3 separate regions of the Homo sapiens genome follow, and all the other regions are linked to region 3. A link is a contact called in ENCODE Hi-C or POLR2A ChIA-PET data. All regions are on one chromosome and are shown on one strand. Each heading gives the region's core, a stretch centred on a gene start or an enhancer-like site at or near the end of the contact. The rest is flanking DNA. Distances are from core to core; before and after follow the strand shown.

Region 1 (2,700 bases), core at 11-2,510, 680 kb after region 3:
AAAGAGACTGGGCCAGCTGTCTTTTCACTCCACTCAGGTCAGAAGTGCCCCCTCCCCACTCCACTGTGGTCCCCAGAACCATCTCTGGGAACCACCCCATTTGTAAATGAGATAATGCATGTGACGTGCTTAGCAAGGGGCTGGGAGAGTAGGGGACCAGTGACTATGTGGTCAATGAACAGCTATTAGCTCCACTAGGTAGAAGCAATGATCTGTTTGGTCCTGTGCTGGGGGCTCGTTTCCAGGGGGGAGGACAGAGAAGCTCTGTCCAGTGCTGCTGAGGCAGGAATGAGGACTCCATGTTCGGAGTCTGGCACGGAGCAGGAGGGTGATTTGATGGCTCGGTGTGTGTTGGCTGCAAGAGCAAATGCAAAACGTCAGCCTGAGATTAATCAAGACATCCTTCCACTTACCGTTTCGGGTCTTGTTGGGGAGTTTGGAAGGAAAACTGCCTTTCCAGCAAGATGTTTTGACATGATGCCTTTTCCCTGGCATGCGTTGTCTCCTTCTCCCCACCCATCCCCTTCGCCACAGCTTTAGGGATGACCTCTGCCCTGCTGGGTGCCCTTGATGACTAACACAGCAAGTGTGTGGACCGCCACCTGTCCTGGCCTCACCCACCTTCACCCTCCATTTCTTCATGACTGCCCCCGTGGCTTCTAGGGGGAAGGCCCCAGACAGGTTTGCTAAACTACTGACTCCCAGGGCTCCCTGACAGGGCCTGATGCAGGGTGGCCAGCGGTTGTGACCCCTAGACCAGGTGGGTCCCAGCACAGGGACCTGAGCCCCACCCTCAGGGAGCTGGCGGCTACACGGGGAGCGGTCACCTGTACAGATAAATCTAGTGGAAAGCCCCCATGGCCAGAACCAGGGCGGAGGGCCTGGGGCAGGCTCTGGAGTATAGAAGAGGGAAGGCGCCTTTGGAACAGACAGCAGAGAGAAGAGCCTGCAGGATGAGTGCGAAGGATTGCTGTGGACAGAGGTGGGCCAGGGCTCAGCTCGAGGGCTCCCAGGGAAAGGAGCCTGGGGTGGCCTGGGCACCGTGTGTGTGTGTGTGTATGTGTGTGCGCGCGCGTGCATGTGCGTGTGCATAGGTATGATTCAGGGAGACATAAGGGACTTTGGCAAAGTCAGGAGGATGTGGGGGCTAAGCAAACACCACTTTGAAGACTTCTCTTTGGCATGGGGTGTGACAAGCCAGGTCTGGTGCCTTGTTGAGGAAAGGGAGAAAACTCTGAGTTGGTTTTTGTGTTCCTCAAACCAGTTTGCCCACATCCTTGGCATCATCTGTGCCCTGTGAAGGGCCCGCTTGGAGCCATGCATGTCTGGGCCTGAGGGTGGCGGTGCCTACGTGAGGCCCTGCGGTCTCTTCAGGAGCTCCCCGAGAGGGGCACTTGGCCACTGTTGGAGCTGAGAGGGGCCTGGCCCAGCTCACCCGCCTCTCCTGCTTCTCACCCAGCCCCTGCTGCTGAGAGCTCTGGCAGCCTCCGTGTGCACAGCAGGCCTGGGCTCAGTCACAGGTAGCTCTTCTGTCTGCTCCACGGTGGCTCTCCTCAGGGCCTTGGCTCTCATGTGAGGCTTCCAGCTGCTGCTCACACTCAGAGCTTTGCATGACCAGCAACACACAGGCAGATAAGAGCATTGGGTCTAGGGCGAGAAAATCCTGGGTTCAAGATCAGGCTCTGCCATTTACCAGCTATGTGGCCTCAGGCAGGTTGAACTCTTTGAGCCGCAGTTATCTCATCTGTAAATTGGGGATAATAACACTTAATGGTACTTATCTCATGGGGTTGTCATGAGGATCAAATGAGATGATGTGTGTGTAAACACCTTACAGAGGGCTCCACTAATGGAAGGCATTATTATTGCTGTTTCCATACCACACGACACTCACCCAAGAATGGAAGTTCATGTTCTGACTGTCAATGACGTGTCCAGCATTCCTCCTGTGCTCATTTCATAACTATTCGTTGAGCCTCCTTGGTGCCAGGCACTGTTCTAGACTCTTGGGCCATAAAAATCAATAAAACACAAGATCCCTGCCTCCTTACGGCTGACCTTCTAGGGGAGAGACTTTCACATACCCCAATCTACTTAGCACACATTCCAACCTCTCTCTGGCATCTGCAAACTCAAGTCTGCAAGGTGAAGCAACATCCTAAGCTGCTAGGAACTCTCTCCATAAGTACTCATCCAGATGGCCTGGTGATACGGACAGGAGACAGGGAAATACTGGGTAGAAGAGGGTGGCTCCTGGCAAAGGCCCCACCCTCAAGCCTGAAGACCCACGGCCCTAAATGAGGACAGGCATTCCTGTTTTTGAGCGGAAAAAGTTGCCTTTTGGCCTGCCACACCCCCTATCCTGCACCCATATAAACCCTGAACCCCAGGCTTCAGAAACAGACGAGCAAGCCAGCAGACCAGCAGACGGACAGTGGAACGATGCAGTAGAGAAAGAGAGAGGAGGAGGAACATCTGAACATGGAGAGGAGTTTGACTGGGGACGGTCAGAGAGGAGTCCGGCTGCTGGGCTCCTGACTCCAGGGGAAGATCACCTTCCTACTCCATACCCCCCTTCTGGCTCCTCATCCGTCCCACTGAAAGCTACCTCTACCATTCAATAAAACCTCGCATTCATCCTTCAAGCCCATGTGTGACCCAGTTTTTCCGGGATGCTGGATAAGAGCTTGTGATACAGAG
Region 2 (2,833 bases), core at 258-2,757, 640 kb before region 3:
GACGTAGCCATCTGTTCCTCCAGTGGCAAGCAGGGTATTATCGTGGTTGAAGCACACAACTTTCTGCAGTGGATCGGAGCTAAAGTCTGTCTGCACCGCCTGCAAATTCTCTACCCTGAGTTCTAGCCCCTCGTGCTGGGTTTCCGCTCCACATTTCTTCTCTGCTGGGGCTGCTCCCTTCCTTTGTCGAGGCCCCTGCTCCTTGGAACCTGTAACACAAACACTTGGCCAGGTTCCAGGCTTCTACAGTAAGGAGTACTGGCCCCTCTCTCCATGGCAGGTGCCCATACAACTTCTAGCTTGCTACCAAAACCCTACTTCCAGACCCACTTCTTTAGAGACACCAAGAGTGACCTTACTCGTTCAACCCTTTCCCCAAGGGGGTAGAGAGGGAGCTCCTCACCGGCCTTCTCTGCCTTGTTGCCCTGCTGTTGATGTGCCTGGAAGCGCAGGAGCTGACAGTGGGCATCCTGCCCTGCAGCAAGGATGTCACCAGCCAGTGCCAAGTTCATGGTGGCCCGTGTCTCTGTGTCATGGGAGTGCAGCAAGGAGGCACTCAAGCGCCCATTAATCAGCTCTAGCTGCAGAAAGTGCTGTGGGAGGGGGAACCCGGATGAGCAAGTTCAGGGGTGCCCAGAGAGCACGTTTAGGGAAGAGTCTGATGTCTTACCCCTTTGCTTTCTGCACGTTCTAGTTCACAAGGGTTTCTCGAGTCTTTTTTCTCTCATTTGGGCCTCACAAATCTACACAGTGAGCAGGACTGGGATTATTACCTCTATTTTACAGAACAGGGTGAAGCTCAGGAGAGGGAAGGAACTTAGCCTAAACCCAAATGCACCACTCTCGCCGCTGCTAGAGGGCAGGCAAGACCTCCCGGAAAAGGCCAGTATAAGACCCCTGGAGCTGCTCTGAGGCGGAGCTGAAGCGTTCCTGGCGACTCTGCAGCTGTGTGCAGTTTTCACTTTACCTTAAAAGCCTCTCCTCCGCCCGCTGAGTTCTCGACTGAAATTCGCCCCTGGGCGTCAGGCAAGCGGGTCTTCCCAACAGAAGTGGGCAGGGCCCGAAGCTGGAGTGTGGCCCGCCCCGCGACCCCCCGGCCACCCTGGAATCGCCGCCAGCCCGCAGCAAGACCCAGCCCCAGTGGCCCTGCGCTCTCACCACGCCATTCTTTATGCCTGTCTTGGCGGCGCCTCCTCCGCCCGCAGCGATGAGCAGCCCAGTGCTGGGGTCGACCTGAAGCGCGTACAACGGGAACGGAGCCCGGTACAGCTCTGGCGCCCGGCGCCGGCCCATCCCGCCCGGCGCGCGTTCACTGCCCGCACCGCGGCACCCAGGACATGCCGCGCCGGGCCTTCGACTACTGCCCCGGCGGCTGGTGAACTCGGCCCCGTCGCCGCCGGGAGCACTCCCTACCCCTCTCACACCGGGGAGTTGCCAAAACCCTGACCATCAGCAGGAAGCCGAGCCTCAGCTCGGCTCCGTCCAAGTCGGTCTCGCAGACGCGCACTGCGCATGCGCACCTGTCTCGCGGCTCCCTCCGCGCAGGCGCAGGAGCGCCGACACGCGTCAGCACTAGCCGGCCGCGGGGCCGCGTTTCCCGGGGCGGGGCTTCGGTTCTCCACCCCTGGCGCGGAGGCAGAGTCGCCCAGCACCGACTTCGCCATTTTTGTGCGGGGCGCGGGGCGCGGGCGGAGGAGGTGGAGCCAATGGAGGTTGATGAAGGTCAACCTTTAATAAAGAAATCCGACTCGCGCCTGTAATCCCAGCACTTTGTGAGTCCTAGGCGGGCGGATCAGGAGTTCGAGACCAGCCTGACCAACATGGAGAAACCCCGTCTCTACCAAAAATACAAAGGGCGTGGTGGCGTGCGCCTGTAATCCCAGCTACTCGGGAGCCTGAGGCAGGAGAATCACTTGAACCTGGGAAGTAGAGGTTGCAGTGAGCCGAGATCGCGCCATTGCCATTGCTCTTCAGCCTGGGCAACAAGCAACAAGAGTGAAACTCCGTCTCAAAAAAAAAAAAATCCTCTGCCAGGCACGGTGGTTCATGCCTGTAATCCTCCTGTAATCCCAACACTTTCGGAAAGTCCGAGAGAGGAGGATGGCTTGAGCCCAGGCTTTCGAGACAGCCTGGGCAACATGGGGATCCGTCCCTACGAAATATTTAAAAATTAGCCAAACATCGTGGCACCTGTGGGCCCAGGTGCCCAGGAGGCTCAGGCGGGAGGATCACTTGAGACTGGGAGGTCGAGGCTGCGCTGGACCACCAGTGATGTCACCACTGCACTCCAGCCCCTGGGCAACAGAGCTAGACCCTGTCTCTCACACACATAAAATCCTCAAATAAGGACTGTTCCCATCTGAGGAGTGATATGCCAACTCCTAGGAGCACAGGCCTTTGCATCTTACCTCAGAGAGGAAGTGATTTGCCCGAGGGCACACACCAGAAACCACCGGAGTCTCTTGCTTCTTAACGGAGGCAGCATGAACTTAAAAATAAACCTGACTTCAAATGCTGAATCCATTGCTTCCTCGTATGAGGACACGTCTGTCATCCTTAACGCCTATCGCCCACTTTTGGCAGGGGTGGTGTCTGCCATTCCCTTTCTCAAGGCTTCACACTCCTGGGCTGGTGGCTTGGTGGGTGGCCAGCTGCTTTGCTGGCCTCAGAGGGGGCAGTTTGGCTCCCGGGCAGGTATCTTCTGCGCCTGACACTCCATTCTCCCTCGGGTTTCTGATCTGATGAGGACCTTTGTGCACTCCTGAGAGCGAGCACAAGGGATGTCCTTCCCTGCAAAGAGACGCCCTCTCCTGCATTCTCATTAACCTAAGGT
Region 3 (2,700 bases), core at 116-2,615:
AAGGAAATATAAGAAACCTTATCCTCTTGAACATCTGAAGCTCTTTTTTGCCAATGCAAGGTAAGGAAGGATTTCGGCACCTGGAAGGTACTCAGTAGCTGGAGTCCGGTTATGGGAAGATAAATATCAAGAATGATTAGAAGGAAAAAAAGTATTATAGGTACTAAGGAGAAGGACGGTCTTAATTTAAAAAATTGAATTGTATTGTATGGAGAGCTGATTTTTTTCCTCCTCATCTTCTTTGTGATGGCACAGAGAGCTGAATTTTCTTTAAAACAGTTTTATTACTTTTTTTTTTTTTTTTTTTTGAGACGGAGTCTCACTTTGTCGCCCAGGCTGGAGTGCAGTGGCGCTATCTCGGCTCACTGCAACCTCCGCCTCCCGGGTTCAGCTAATTTTTGTATTTTTAGTACAGGCGGGATTCCGCGACGTTGGCCAGGCTGGTCTCAAACTCGTGACCTCAAGTGATCTGCCTGCCTCAGCCTCCCAAAGGGCTGGGATTACAGGCGTGAGCCATGCGATTAAATCTTATTTCACATCTGTAAGACTTCATATGTAGATACAAATCACGGATTAGGAAAAAAATCCAAAAGTCCTGATTATTAGTTGCGAAATGAGGTTACTGACGAGGTCCTTGGTGTTAGAGGAGCCCAGGTTCCTTACAGAGCCATGAAAAATTAATGATTGCAAACTGGTAGGTCCCAATGTCTACTGGGAAAGGCATGAGTCTTTGGAGTCAGATAAAATCTAGGTTTAAATTCTTACTCTGCCACCTGGTAGTTCTGTGATATTAGGCACGTGATGTGAATGCTCTCAATCTGTTATTTGGCTTCTATGTCAGGAACTGTGCTAGGTGTTTGGATACAGAAGTTTGAGATGCAAAGGGTCCTGCCCTCCTAGAGATTGGGATAACTAAGGAAAGGTGGGGTTCTTAATGCCGAAGGGACTCAGAAGAGTGAGAGTAAGGCTTAACCAGGCGGAGAGGGAGTTGGGTCGGGGGAGGCAACATTTTAAGAAAATATGCGAGGGGCTGATACGCTGGAGCGGCCGAAGTACAATACACAGTTGTTCTTGTGGGTCTAATGCAGGTGGTTGCGATTATTTCGTGAAACAAATATGGAAAGCACCTAACGCTGAAAGCACTTGACCCAGAAATAGGAGTCAGGGCCGGGGCGCGAACCCTGAGCTGTAAATCCCTTTCCAGAATGATGAGGATTCCAACCTCCAGCACGACAAAAGCAAAACACACTCGCTCTGAGAAACCGAGGAACGAGCCAGACGACTGGAGGCAGGTTCCAGGCGGGGGGCGTGGCCTCGGGCGACTGCCGGATGTCCTCTTCCAGAACCGGGCCGTGCCCCGGAAGCAGTTGTTGTTGGTTGGGGGCCTTTTGGCCGGTGACGGAGACTGCCCAGGTGTGGTCACCATGTTCCTCTCCGCGGTCTTCTGTAAGTGGGGCTGGAGACGCCGGTAGGGGTTACGGCGAGGGTTAGGGGGCCGTGACAGGCAGGGCCCCGGAATGATGCGGGGAAGGATGTGCGAACAGGACGGGAAGCTGCAGCTGCGTACTTTTCCAGGCCTTCAGGACCACAGCGTCCGGCATGCCCCGCGGCGCGCCTCCCTGCGCGGACCTGTGGGTGCCTGAGAAGGGGTCTGCGGTGTCTGGATTCAATTGCCGTCCTCACGGACCGTTGAGTCTGGCTGTGGGGCGTTTTTCTCCAGCCCGTGTTAGGAGAATCTTTGTCCGAAGGACCTCAGAATTTGCAGCCCACCTATTTCGAACTCTAAAAATAAGGAAACCGCTCCCGAGAGGGGCAATGAATTGCCTGAGTAATGCGGCAGGGCAGTTAAAGAAGTCCTCGGGCTCCCGAGTCAGTGCTCTTCTTTACCCTTGGCTGACTTCCCAGTTAGATTTAGTATCTGGTTTTCACCACATGTGATGGTTGTTGTAATTTGCAAAGGTTAAACTTGTCAAACAAGAAGCTTGCTGCAGCGCGAATACTTGCACCTTAGAAGAGGGAAAAAATGGAGCAGGTATTACTTTAGAAAGATTTAAAAGGTAGCCAGTCCAACAGTCATGAAATTATGCAAAATATTAAATCTAGAATTGTGTTGGTCTGATTGGATCTTTTAACCTTCCTTCTATAAAATCCTAAGGGGATCCCTAATAGATAGGGAATAGTTACTTGAGTGACACCTCATGGCATATTTCATAAGTTAAATATTTTTGGTTATTACTGATATTTATATGAACTTTGCATAAGAAAGAGAATACATTTATATTTTTATTTTCTTTTCCAACCCTTCCTGTCTACAAAAAAGTTGCCAAGAGCAAGTCAAAGTAAGTAAAGATTTTTCCTTTTTTAAACGTCACTTGTTTATGTTGGATTTGTTAGTCTAGCTGCTCCCAGTACATCCTTATATGAAATTAAGCATTGGGCCTTGATTTCCTAAGAGTTGGTTTGTGGATTACTTAGTTGATTATTTTTTCTTTATGAACTCTTTCAAAAATATTTTCCCTCCTGCTGAACTGAGCTACTTCTGTGAGCATTGAAATACTTGAAGGAACCTTTGCTGCTTTTCTAGTCCCAGGATTTGTGAGCTCACTGTCTGTTTCTAAACAAACCATTGGGCTGTGCTGTATTTGGACTACCACCATATTTCCATTTCCTCAAATCGAGGACCAGGGGCCATGTGTCTGG

What was found. Hi-C counts contacts between places; a loop is a spot of excess contacts on that map. ChIA-PET counts read pairs that join two places held with the same protein, here RNA polymerase II (POLR2A). Pooled maps may share reads with other maps.
Region 1: a loop to region 3 is called in a map of naive thymus-derived CD4-positive, alpha-beta T cell, with 2.4 times the contacts of the local background. The contact joins the enhancer-like site here to the promoter of MRPL33 in region 3. A Hi-C loop is called at or near these places in 1 of 168 maps with a recorded cell type or tissue (naive thymus-derived CD4-positive, alpha-beta T cell) and 9 of 50 pooled maps. POLR2A ChIA-PET finds 5 or more read pairs at or near these places in 2 of 52 experiments (A549 and B cell).
Region 2: a map of CD4-positive, alpha-beta memory T cell shows a loop between it and region 3 (7-fold over the local background). The contact joins the promoter of PREB here to the promoter of MRPL33 in region 3. A Hi-C loop is called at or near these places in 1 of 168 maps with a recorded cell type or tissue (CD4-positive, alpha-beta memory T cell) and 1 of 50 pooled maps.

Annotation. Positions count from the first base shown.
Region 1 is chr2:28,452,796-28,455,495 of GRCh38, forward strand. No RefSeq gene overlaps it. Among named protein-coding and RNA genes, the nearest start is that of PLB1, 42 kb to the right of the region's middle. Within about 2 kb of position 1,261, at least 2 of the 41 ENCODE cell types and tissues checked have a DNase peak (open chromatin) inside an H3K27ac peak, as active enhancers do.
Region 2 is chr2:27,133,129-27,135,961 of GRCh38, forward strand. It overlaps PREB (prolactin regulatory element binding), which reads right to left and starts at 1,508. Exons shown (of 9, transcript NM_013388.6): 1 at 1,159-1,508; 2 at 404-593; 3 at 1-209. The coding sequence starts at 1,293. RefSeq lists a silencer at 1,227-1,326 and enhancers at 1,265-1,921, 1,397-1,446.
Region 3 is chr2:27,770,354-27,773,053 of GRCh38, forward strand. MRPL33 (mitochondrial ribosomal protein L33) reads left to right here and starts at 1,366. Exons shown (of 4, transcript NM_004891.4): 1 at 1,366-1,446; 2 at 2,321-2,339. The coding sequence starts at 1,425. RefSeq lists enhancers at 1,008-1,127, 1,361-2,177, 1,418-1,547.